Linked DNA regions of Homo sapiens: region 2 is linked to region 1. The links are chromatin contacts, found by Hi-C or POLR2A ChIA-PET in ENCODE. All regions are on one chromosome and are shown on one strand. Each heading gives the region's core, a stretch centred on a gene start or an enhancer-like site at or near the end of the contact. The rest is flanking DNA. Distances are from core to core; before and after follow the strand shown.

What was found. Hi-C counts contacts between places; a loop is a spot of excess contacts on that map. ChIA-PET counts read pairs that join two places held with the same protein, here RNA polymerase II (POLR2A). Pooled maps may share reads with other maps.
Region 2: a pooled map shows a loop between it and region 1 (2.0-fold over the local background). The contact joins two enhancer-like sites. A Hi-C loop is called at or near these places in 1 of 50 pooled maps. POLR2A ChIA-PET finds 5 or more read pairs at or near these places in 2 of 52 experiments (A673 and WTC11).

What each region holds. Positions count from the first base shown.
Region 1 is chr15:73,714,693-73,719,361 of GRCh38, forward strand. No RefSeq gene overlaps it. Among named protein-coding and RNA genes, the nearest start is that of CD276, 33 kb to the left of the region's middle. Within about 2 kb of position 1,884, at least 3 of the 41 ENCODE cell types and tissues checked have a DNase peak (open chromatin) inside an H3K27ac peak, as active enhancers do.
Region 2 is chr15:73,837,087-73,841,755 of GRCh38, forward strand. No RefSeq gene overlaps it. Among named protein-coding and RNA genes, the nearest start is that of TBC1D21, 34 kb to the right of the region's middle. Within about 2 kb of position 1,810, at least 2 of the 41 ENCODE cell types and tissues checked have a DNase peak (open chromatin) inside an H3K27ac peak, as active enhancers do.

The sequences.
Region 1 (4,669 bases), core at 634-3,133:
TAAAGTGAAGTTGGTTGTCCAGAAAGCCAGGCCCTTTGGTCACTGTATGGGGCTCCTCCCACTGGAAGCATCACTCAATTTCTTTGCCTCAGAAAACTCAAACCTAGGCTTGTTTAGGGCCTCTACTAATGAACCCATTTTAGAGACTGTGAAGCTGAGACCCAGTAAGAAGCTGGCACCAGGAAAAGAGTTCTGAATGCTGTTTCTGGCTGACTCAATTGGATGGGCACCAGGCCAGGGATCAGAGGTCCATTCCCAGGACATAGTTCTGCCCTATGACCCTGAGCAGGACATTTACCTTCTCTGAGCCTTGGCTTTCTTGTACAAAAAATAGCCACCTATGCATAGTGGCTCATGCCTGTAATCCCAACACTTTGGGAGGCTGAGGTGGGAGGATCGCTTAAGGCCAGGATTTCAAGACTAGCCTGGGCAACATAGCAAGACCCTGTCTCTGCACAGAAATAAAAAATTAGCGAGGTGCGGTGGCACCCACCTGTAGTCCTAGTTACTCAGGAGGCTGAGGTGGGAGGATCGCTTAAGGCCAGGATTTCAAGACTAGCCCGGGCAACATAACAAGACCCTGTCTCTGCACAAATAAAAAATTAACTACAGGCACACACCTGTAGTCCTATTACTCAGGAGGCTGAGGTGGGAGAATCACTTGATCTTCAGCCCAGGAGGTCGAAGTTGCCATGAGCTGTAATTGTACCACTGCATTCCAGCCTGGGCAACAGAGCAAGACTCTGTCTCTAAAGAAAAAAAAAAAAGAAAAGAAAAATAGGACTGAGGTTTTAACTACCTTCCATTTTGAAAGACTGAGAGGAGGCGCACAGGCTTCCAGAGAGCCAGATTCAGGGCTATGGGAACCTGCCTAGGATACTGCGTTCGCTTGCCCCTGGATGACAGTGTCCTGGCACTGGGACAGCCTGGAGCTTTGCAGACCCTGGGCAGCAGGAGGAGCCTGTGCTGGGGGTGAGGACACTTGACTTTCAATCCTGGCTCTGCTGCTAACCTGTGTCCATGTCCTTCATACCTCTGAGCCTTACTTTCCTTATCCATTAGATAGGGGTGACAAGTCATCTCCCAAAAAGTATGTGGCATTCTTTACAAACTGGAGGCTTTGTTATAAAGTTGATGGCTCTAGGGGTGAGATCAGTCATGTTGCTTGAGGTCCTGTCATCGGTGCTCTGGGTGGGTATTAGGATTGAAAGACTTATGCCTTTGCCCCTTCAACCCACTGTGTGCCCTTGAGCTTGCTGCTTCACCACACTGGGCTTCAGTCCCTACCTGTAGAGACAGTAATAGTTCCTGTTTCAAAGCACTGTTGAGAGGGCTGGATAAAGCAGTGGGTGAGAAGACACTGCAATTAGGCCAGATGCAGTGGCTCACGCCTGTAAACCCAGCATTTTGGGAGGCTGAGGCAGGCAGATCACCTGAGGTCAGGAGTTCAAGACCAGCCTGGCCAACATGGTAAAACCCTGTCTCCATTAAGAATACAAAAAAATTAGCCGGGTGTGGTGGCACGTGCCTGTAGTCCCAGCTAATCAGGGGGCTGACACAGGAGAATCATTTGAGCCCAGGAGGTGGAAGTTGCAGTGAGCTGAGATCACGCCACTGCATTCCAGCTTGGGTGACAGAGTGAGACTCTATCTCAAAAATAAAAATAAAAAGACACTGCAAACCATTAGGTGCTGGGCACATGTGGGGGGCTATTCTTTCCCTCCCTGCAGTCAGGCCCACGCGCTGTTGCTCCTTAGGTGATTTTGTAGATTGAGCACAGTGACTTGGAACAAGCTCTCTGAAGCCCAGTTTGTTCATCTGTAAAACAGGCACAGGAACCCATGCTTTTTCTTTGCGACAGGGCTGGATAAGGCTCAGACAGGACACTGTATCAAGTGTTCTGGGCACGGACCCAGCAGGTGTGGGACTTGCCTGGAGGCTTAGGTGTAAAGAGAGTGGCAACTAAGTCCTCTGGTGACAAGTGCCCTGGACAGCAGTATTTTTAGCTGCCCTTCCTGGGCAAAGCTCCAACTCCTACATTTTAATGGAGAAATAATTCTCACAGTGCGACAAGCTATAGCTTGCAGGTGTCACATCCATATTAAAGAGGGGACAGAGCGAGGTTCATTTGCCTGGCTCAAGGTGTGACCAGAATTCGCCTCCAGGACCATTTGTAACCAGGGCTTGAAGACCAGTGGATCTGACTACTCACCACCCAGAAGGAGGAGACTGGGAGGAGGGGTTAAAATGGTGTGGCCAGGGCACCTGGATCATCCTGCCTCTTCTACTTGTGTGTTTGGAGCATTCTGCTTACACTCGCAGACCCTGGGCAGCAGGAGCCTGGGCTGGGGGTCAGGACACTTGACTTTGAATCCTGGCTCTGCTATTAGACTGGCCACCTTCTAGACTGTTGTATCAGTCTTACACATTTACAAAAATATCATAAACATCATGCAACCCTTTTTTCTGTTTTTCTTTACTCTTTTCCCAAGTCACTTCTTCTAGATAGAAGTGTCCTTGTCCTCTTTACCTTCTATATCGATGTGTAACATACCTCTAGTATTTACAAGATGCTAATCCTCAGTGTATGACTCCATGAATTTTTACACAAATCTCTACCCATGTAACCACTACCCAGATCAAGATATAGAACAGTTCCTGGATTCCAGAAAGTTCCCTAGTGTCCCTACCCAAGCAACAGCCCCGCCCACTTGGCTGCTTTCACCAATTAGTTTTACTTATTCTTGAACTTCATATAAATGGAATCCTGCAGTACATGCTATTTTGTATCTAGCTTCTTGCAAAGACCTCCCTCGTTCTTTTTAAATGGCTACATAGTATCTCAAAGTACTGCTGTTCTAGCCTATATTTTGCTAGTTCCTACAGTTTAGACACAAATAATGCAGGCTTGTGTTCGAGTTTCTACAGTATGGAGCCCTAGAAGTGGGATCTCTGGATACATTTTAAGTGTTACCAATTGTTTCAGCTGCCTTTTTAGCCAGTCCCTGTGGCAGTAAGAATGCAAGTGAAGAAAACTTAGGGTGGCTGGAAAAACTGATTCTAGACAGGGCAGAGATGGTGCTTGGAATTCACATCCAGTTGGTCTCTCAGAGACTTCAGAGTGGAGCCTGATTTGGTAGTGTACAGGGCCTGCAGTCATCCCTTCCACCCGCTCTGGACCACCTTGCCCTTCAGCATATGTCACTGCCGCTGCCTCAGTTTCCAGGAGCTATCTGCGTCCCCGGGACCCCAGTCCTGGGGGAGTGCGTCTGCCTCCTAGTGGATTATGTGGGCCGAGCACCGTGTTCTGAGTGTGTGTGTGCCAGGGTTGAGCCCTGCACCCGCAGCACCATAATTGATGGGGGGAGGTTCTCAGCATCTTTGGGGTTTTTCTTTAAAAGAAGGTCTCACTCTGTTGCCCAGGCTGGAGTGCAGTGGTACGGTCATAGCTCACTGCAGCCTCGACCTCCAGAGCTCGTGATCTGCCTGCCTCAGTCTCCTGAGTAGCTGGGACTGCAGGTGCCTGCCACTACACCTAATTTTATATATATATATATATATATATATATATATATATATATATATATATTTTTTTTTTTTTTTTTTTTTTTTTTTTTTTTTTTGCAGAGACGGGATCTTGCTATGTTTCCTGGGCTGGTCTCAAACTCCTGGGTTCAATCAATCCTCCTGCCTTGGCCTCCCAAAGTGCTGGGATTACAGGCAAGAGCCACTGTGCCTGGTCAGCATCCTGTTGGATGCAGGTGGCTCAGGTTAGGTTAAATCTCTTGCACTTGTGTCAGAGAGTATTCATAACCTTTGGCACTGCCAGCTCCAGGTAATTATGGTGACACTACTTCATTACTAATGAGGCAGCTCTTTGTTAGCACAGAGAAACACCTGGGTCTCATAGAGGAGGCATAACCCAGCCCTCAGACAGAGGGACTGTGACCTTTGCCTCCAGCCTTTCTCCAGCATCTGAGCAGCAAAATATCCCCTGCACCTCAGCTTCCTTAGCTAATATGATTTCTCCACCCCAGCGCTCTCCTCTGGATGTGTTTCATCCGTGTCCCTTGCAGATTGAGGCTCTGGCATGGATCACGATGCTTCAGCTCATGATAGATCACCTCTCACCTCCTGCATCCAGGGCACTATGTTCCTAGTGATACAGCTCCAGATCCCATTAGTCCAGCGGTTCTCAACCCTGGCTGCCCATTAGAATCACTTTGGGAGTTGTAAATGGTGCCTGGGCTCCATCCCCAGAAGTTCTGATGCAATTGGTTGAGTTTATTGCTAAGTATTTGATGTGCATATGCCAGTGGCTCTAGTCTGGCTTATAAATTAATGTAAAATAGGATTCAGAAGACAGCCCTGAGCTGAGACCTTTGAGACCCCACCTCTTAGATAAGCTAGCTATTCTCAGTGATCACCATATTGGACTGTGGGTTTTTTGTTTTTAATTAAGGGAAGCACACAAAATACAGGAGCAAGGAAGGTTGAGGGAAGTGATAATCTTTAGTTCAGAAAGGAGGGGGCCCTGTTCCCTGTGTTGTGGGGCTGGGGAAGAGAGCAGGCATCCTGAGTTCCTGCATTCAGACCAGACACATAGGCTATGGGAGAATGATGAAGGATGGGGTGCCGCTGGTGATGGCTCAATCCTTTTTAGCTCTAG
Region 2 (4,669 bases), core at 560-3,059, 120 kb after region 1:
TACAGTGAAAGCATAGCAGGCGGGGAGGGGGAGCAGGCTGAATGCTACCTGGTGATATTCACTATCACTCCTTCTTGCCAGCGGGGGTAGGATGCAGTGGCAAGGACAACTTCCTAGGATGGCAGAGAATCATGGTAGCAGTCACAGAAATGCCACCCAGGCTGGACCTTTGCATAGATAAGAAATAAACTTCTACCTTGTTGAAGTCACCGAGCAGCTGAGCCCATGTCCTGTCACACCGCTATTAAGTGTAAAATGAGGTCTGAGAAGTGTTAATACTCTAGCGTGCATCGTGTTGATGTTACTGTAGTTTCAATTGAACCTGCCCATCAGGAGTGCAGCAATAAAAACTCATTGGCAGACAAAGCAATATTCAGGGCTGTGTGTAGCTGTTGCCAAATGAGAGCCATTGAGTCTATGCTGAGGGAAGCTGGAGAGAGCTCAGAGGATACAGGGGTGTTGGAAGCCTTCCTGGAGGAGGCATTGCTGGAGATGGAGAGGAGAAAAGCTCTCCAGTGGAGGCCATTTTTCTCTTCTCTCTCCAGAGCTGTATCAGCCAGGGAGCTGCCCCACCCTGCCTCCAACCTTGGCCTCTCCTGGTCAAGGCTGTGAAAGGCCAGGAGGAGGGTGGCAGGGTGCCTGCGGTTAACCCCGGGAGCAGACTCTTAAGCTGGGGCAGGATAGAGACCAGAAGGATGGCCTGGGAGATGGGGAGGAAAGGAGAGGTTCAGCATTGCTCCAGAGGGAGAGGCCCGTGACTCTGAGACAGTTCTCAGCTGTATCTACAAGACTCTGAGGACAAAGATGGGGACAGACACATTCAAGGAATGGCCTCAAGGTCATGAAGTGGTGCCTGATTCTGCCTTGCCCCCTGTCTCGTCTGCCTTGCAGCTCCTCCCCAGGAAGAAACACTATTCACCCTTCATACAGGGGGCCTCAAGTAGGCCTGTGACCTGGGGAACAAGGGCCGTCCTATGAACCCATGACAGGCACAGGGCTAGGGATGCACCCAACCAGCTATTCTCTCTTCACCCATTTCTGTGAGAAGTAAGTGATTAGGATGTGGGGATAGACCCAAACTGGCCAGGGTCAGGGCCGAGTTTCAATTTATGACCAAGGTTTAGACTGTTCAGGATGAGAGAGTGGTCCAGGGAAGGATCAGAGATTAGACAGCCACAGGGACCAACCTGTGGCCACAGCTTTGTCTGTGCCAGAACCATGGTTCAGTCTAGTACCGGAGTCTGTTTTTTTTTTTTTTTTTTTTGAGACAGTATTTCACTTTGTCACCCAGGCTGGAGTACAGTAGCATGATCATGACTCACTGCAGCCTCCACTTCCCAAGGTGCAAGCAATCCTCCCTCCTCAGCCTCCTGAGTAGCTGGGACCACAGGCATGTGCCACCATGCCCAGCTGATTTTTAAAAATTTTTTGTAGTGATGGGTCTCACTATGTGGCCCAGGCTGAAGGATTCACTTTTCATGGGGAAAGAGTGTTTAACACAGTGGATGAATTCAATTTCATTAGTTCCCTTGGTAATAAACCAAAATGAAAGGCTATTATAAGTGTGATTTATTCCCTTATATCATAGTTAACCTTCATTTCACTTCCGGGGGCCCTCTTTACTCTTCCCCAAAACTTGTGGTTTAGACCTTCTGACACTTTGGTAGAAGAGGATATACAGACACAGAGGAGGAAAACGAGCTGCCTGAATTCTCATGCAACTTCAGAAAGGGCTAGAGCCAGGCGAGAAGCCAGTTGAGCAGGTGCCCAGCACAGGGCAGCCTGGTGGACTCACAGCTTCCTGCAGTGTTTTGGAGACAAGCCCCAGGTCACCCTGAAACCCATGGGCAGGCAGTGGACAGGCAGGCCGACAGCCGGCTGGAGGAGTTGGCAGCAGGGAAGTCCCGGATCAGAGCCTTGGGCCACAGCCAACGCTGTCTAGTTGGGGCAGAGGATCGGGGTGGCGATTTATTCAGCCTGCTCTACAGACAGCCCCAGGGCAGGAGCCAGCAATTTTCCAGTCCTGAGTGATGGAGCCGGGAACCACTGAGTGGCCTGGAAGGGCAGGGACCCCCCCAGGTCCTCGTGGGCATGCTCAGCTGCTGAAGGAAATATGAAGTGATGGTAAGTGACAAAATTGAAAATGTAATTAAGACAGATGGAACTAACTGGCGGGGATGATAAAAGCCATTCCCCAGGCTCTGGGATTTAAAGTGAGGTCACAGGATGACCCTGTCCTGGCCACACATCTGGCAAAGAGGAGGCGAGGGAATGAGCTTGAGGACAGGAGCCAAGCTCTGTGGAGGACACTGAGCAAACTGGGCTTTTGCCGCACTGAAAGAGCTAGGTCAGATACAGGATGAACTTCCTGGAGAGGAGGGTGGTTAAACATTGGCATAAGTGAGACATCTTCTCCTTTTCCCAAGGACATATATATCCCTCCTGCGCAGACTTGGACACAGGAACCTGGGCAACCTGACCTTGCCAAGATCTGTGGGAATGTGAAATAGCTCCATTACCAAATGAGAAGGCTGCACAGGTGGAGGTGGGTGGCATTTGGGAAGAGAACAAAGGGAAGTGGGCTCAATGTGTAGCAAGCCCCAGACAGCTTCCTGCTGGCCAGAGCTGGGAGAGTAGGAGTCAGCCAGGCACCATGCAGGTGGGTATCACAGAGGCAGCAGCACTGAAGGAGAAGAAAGTGTCCCTTCGAGACCTCCTCACGAAGAGTTGCACCAGGAGTGAGGGGGCATGGTGGCCACTCCCTGAATCCACAGAAGCAGCAGCCAGGCAGCCTGACCCCAGGTTCTGCAAGGCCCTGATGGAGGGAAACCAAGGGCCCACAGGAGAGCCTGTGTAGACCCTCACAGGGGGTAGGATGGCTGGGATCTGTGGCAAGATTCATGCAAGAATCAGGGAGCTCAGCACCGACATCCGGGGCAGCCTTGCTTTGCCAACCACAATGGAGAGAGCCAGTTTAGCTTCACCATGATGGATTGCACTGGCCAGCTTTATCAGCCCCCATTCTTTCAATATCCTGTGCCAGTTCCCCATGACAGGCAATGGGTGGGCCAAGAAAGTGGCTTCTTTATATTCAGCGAGCTCCCAGATTGGCGGGAAAGAAGAAACTCAGGCTCCCATTCAAGGCGGTCATTCACTCCCCATTTGTTAAGCACCTGCTCTGTGCTAAACAATAGCAGGGCAGAGGCTCACTGTGATGCTTAAAGCAATACTTTAAGAAGTTTACAGTTTTTGTATGAATTAAAATATACGAAGCAGTCAGATATGAAGGAAATACTTAGGTATTCATTCAAGATGATGTGTGGCTCACATGGTAAGGGCATAGGAGCTGAGGGAAGGAAGAATTTGGTGCAGGCTGGAGAAGTCAGTGCAGGATTCTTAGAGGAGGCAGAGTTTGAGCCTAGCCTTTGCAGGATGAAGAAGAGTAGCTTAAAAGATTAAAGAGGAGCATGCATCTTGGGTGGGTTTAATGCACAAGTAAATATGTAGAGGTGAGAAAGAGTATTCAGGAAGAATTTTCTGAACTTTAGGATAGAACTAAGGTTGGGCTGGAAAATAGATCCTTGGGTGATCCCAGCAGATCCAAGGCCACTCTGGGGTCAAACATTTCTCTATGAGAAGAGCTTGTGCCCGGGGATGACTTACTGTCCCCAAGTGGACAGAACCATCAGCAGGAGGTCAGTCCCAGATCTGAATGGCCAAGGGCTTAGGCTTCCCCCGACTCTTGGGTCTGTGGAACAGCTGTCCTAAACCCCACCTCCCCAAGCCACAGAAAATGAAGCCAGATTGGAATAAAGGATGCCCTTCTGCTATGCTGATGGCGAGGGATCAATGTCATTCTGCACCCTTCCCCCACCACGGCCAAGAGGTGGCAAGACGCGTGCAATGGGCAAGGAGACCTGTGCTCCATGTACTGTCCTTCCACCAGGAGCTGGACCACGGGCTCCTCTGGCTCTGAGGCTGATCGTGTGGTCCTTCCTTGCCATGGAAAAAGCAATGGAGACAGGTTGGTCTTGCCATCTGCGGACCATCTTTCATTATAGGACATGTCTTTGTTATGGATCCTGAGCATAGAACAGGCCAGCATTATCTGAGAGATGGGAGAGATGCTCCGTCACTTCAAGCACACTATCCATCTATCTGTCATGGGCCCAGCATTTATGCCTGCAGCCAGGACACTGGAATAGCACATCAGGATTTATGGGGGGCATTAAGTCATAATTTATGTCACTTTCTCTCCCTTTTCAAGACAGTCTTTCTGAAACATCTCTGTCTCCCTGGCTCACCATTCCTAATGACCCAAGATGTGTGTTTCTTCCCGCCTACCTGCAGCCTGCTTTTGGGGGTGCTTTCTCTGTTACCTCCCCAATCCCATGGGTCAGCCTCTTGCTCTTAGCAAGTCCCTGCCCCTGACCTGGGAGAAAGGATCTCCAGAAGTGTAAACTAGCTGATAAGGAGGAGACAGGCCCCTATCCTGGTTTGCTGTTGGATCCCCTGAGGATATGGGAGTTCCAGAGGCGCCCCAAATCCCTCACCCGTGATGGCTGTAGGGGAGCAAACAGCTATTCCAAGTCCCAGGTGTGTAGCCATGGAGAAATCACTTTCTTCACTCGGGTCTTTCACCTTCTCCTCCACAAACAAAGGGGCTCAC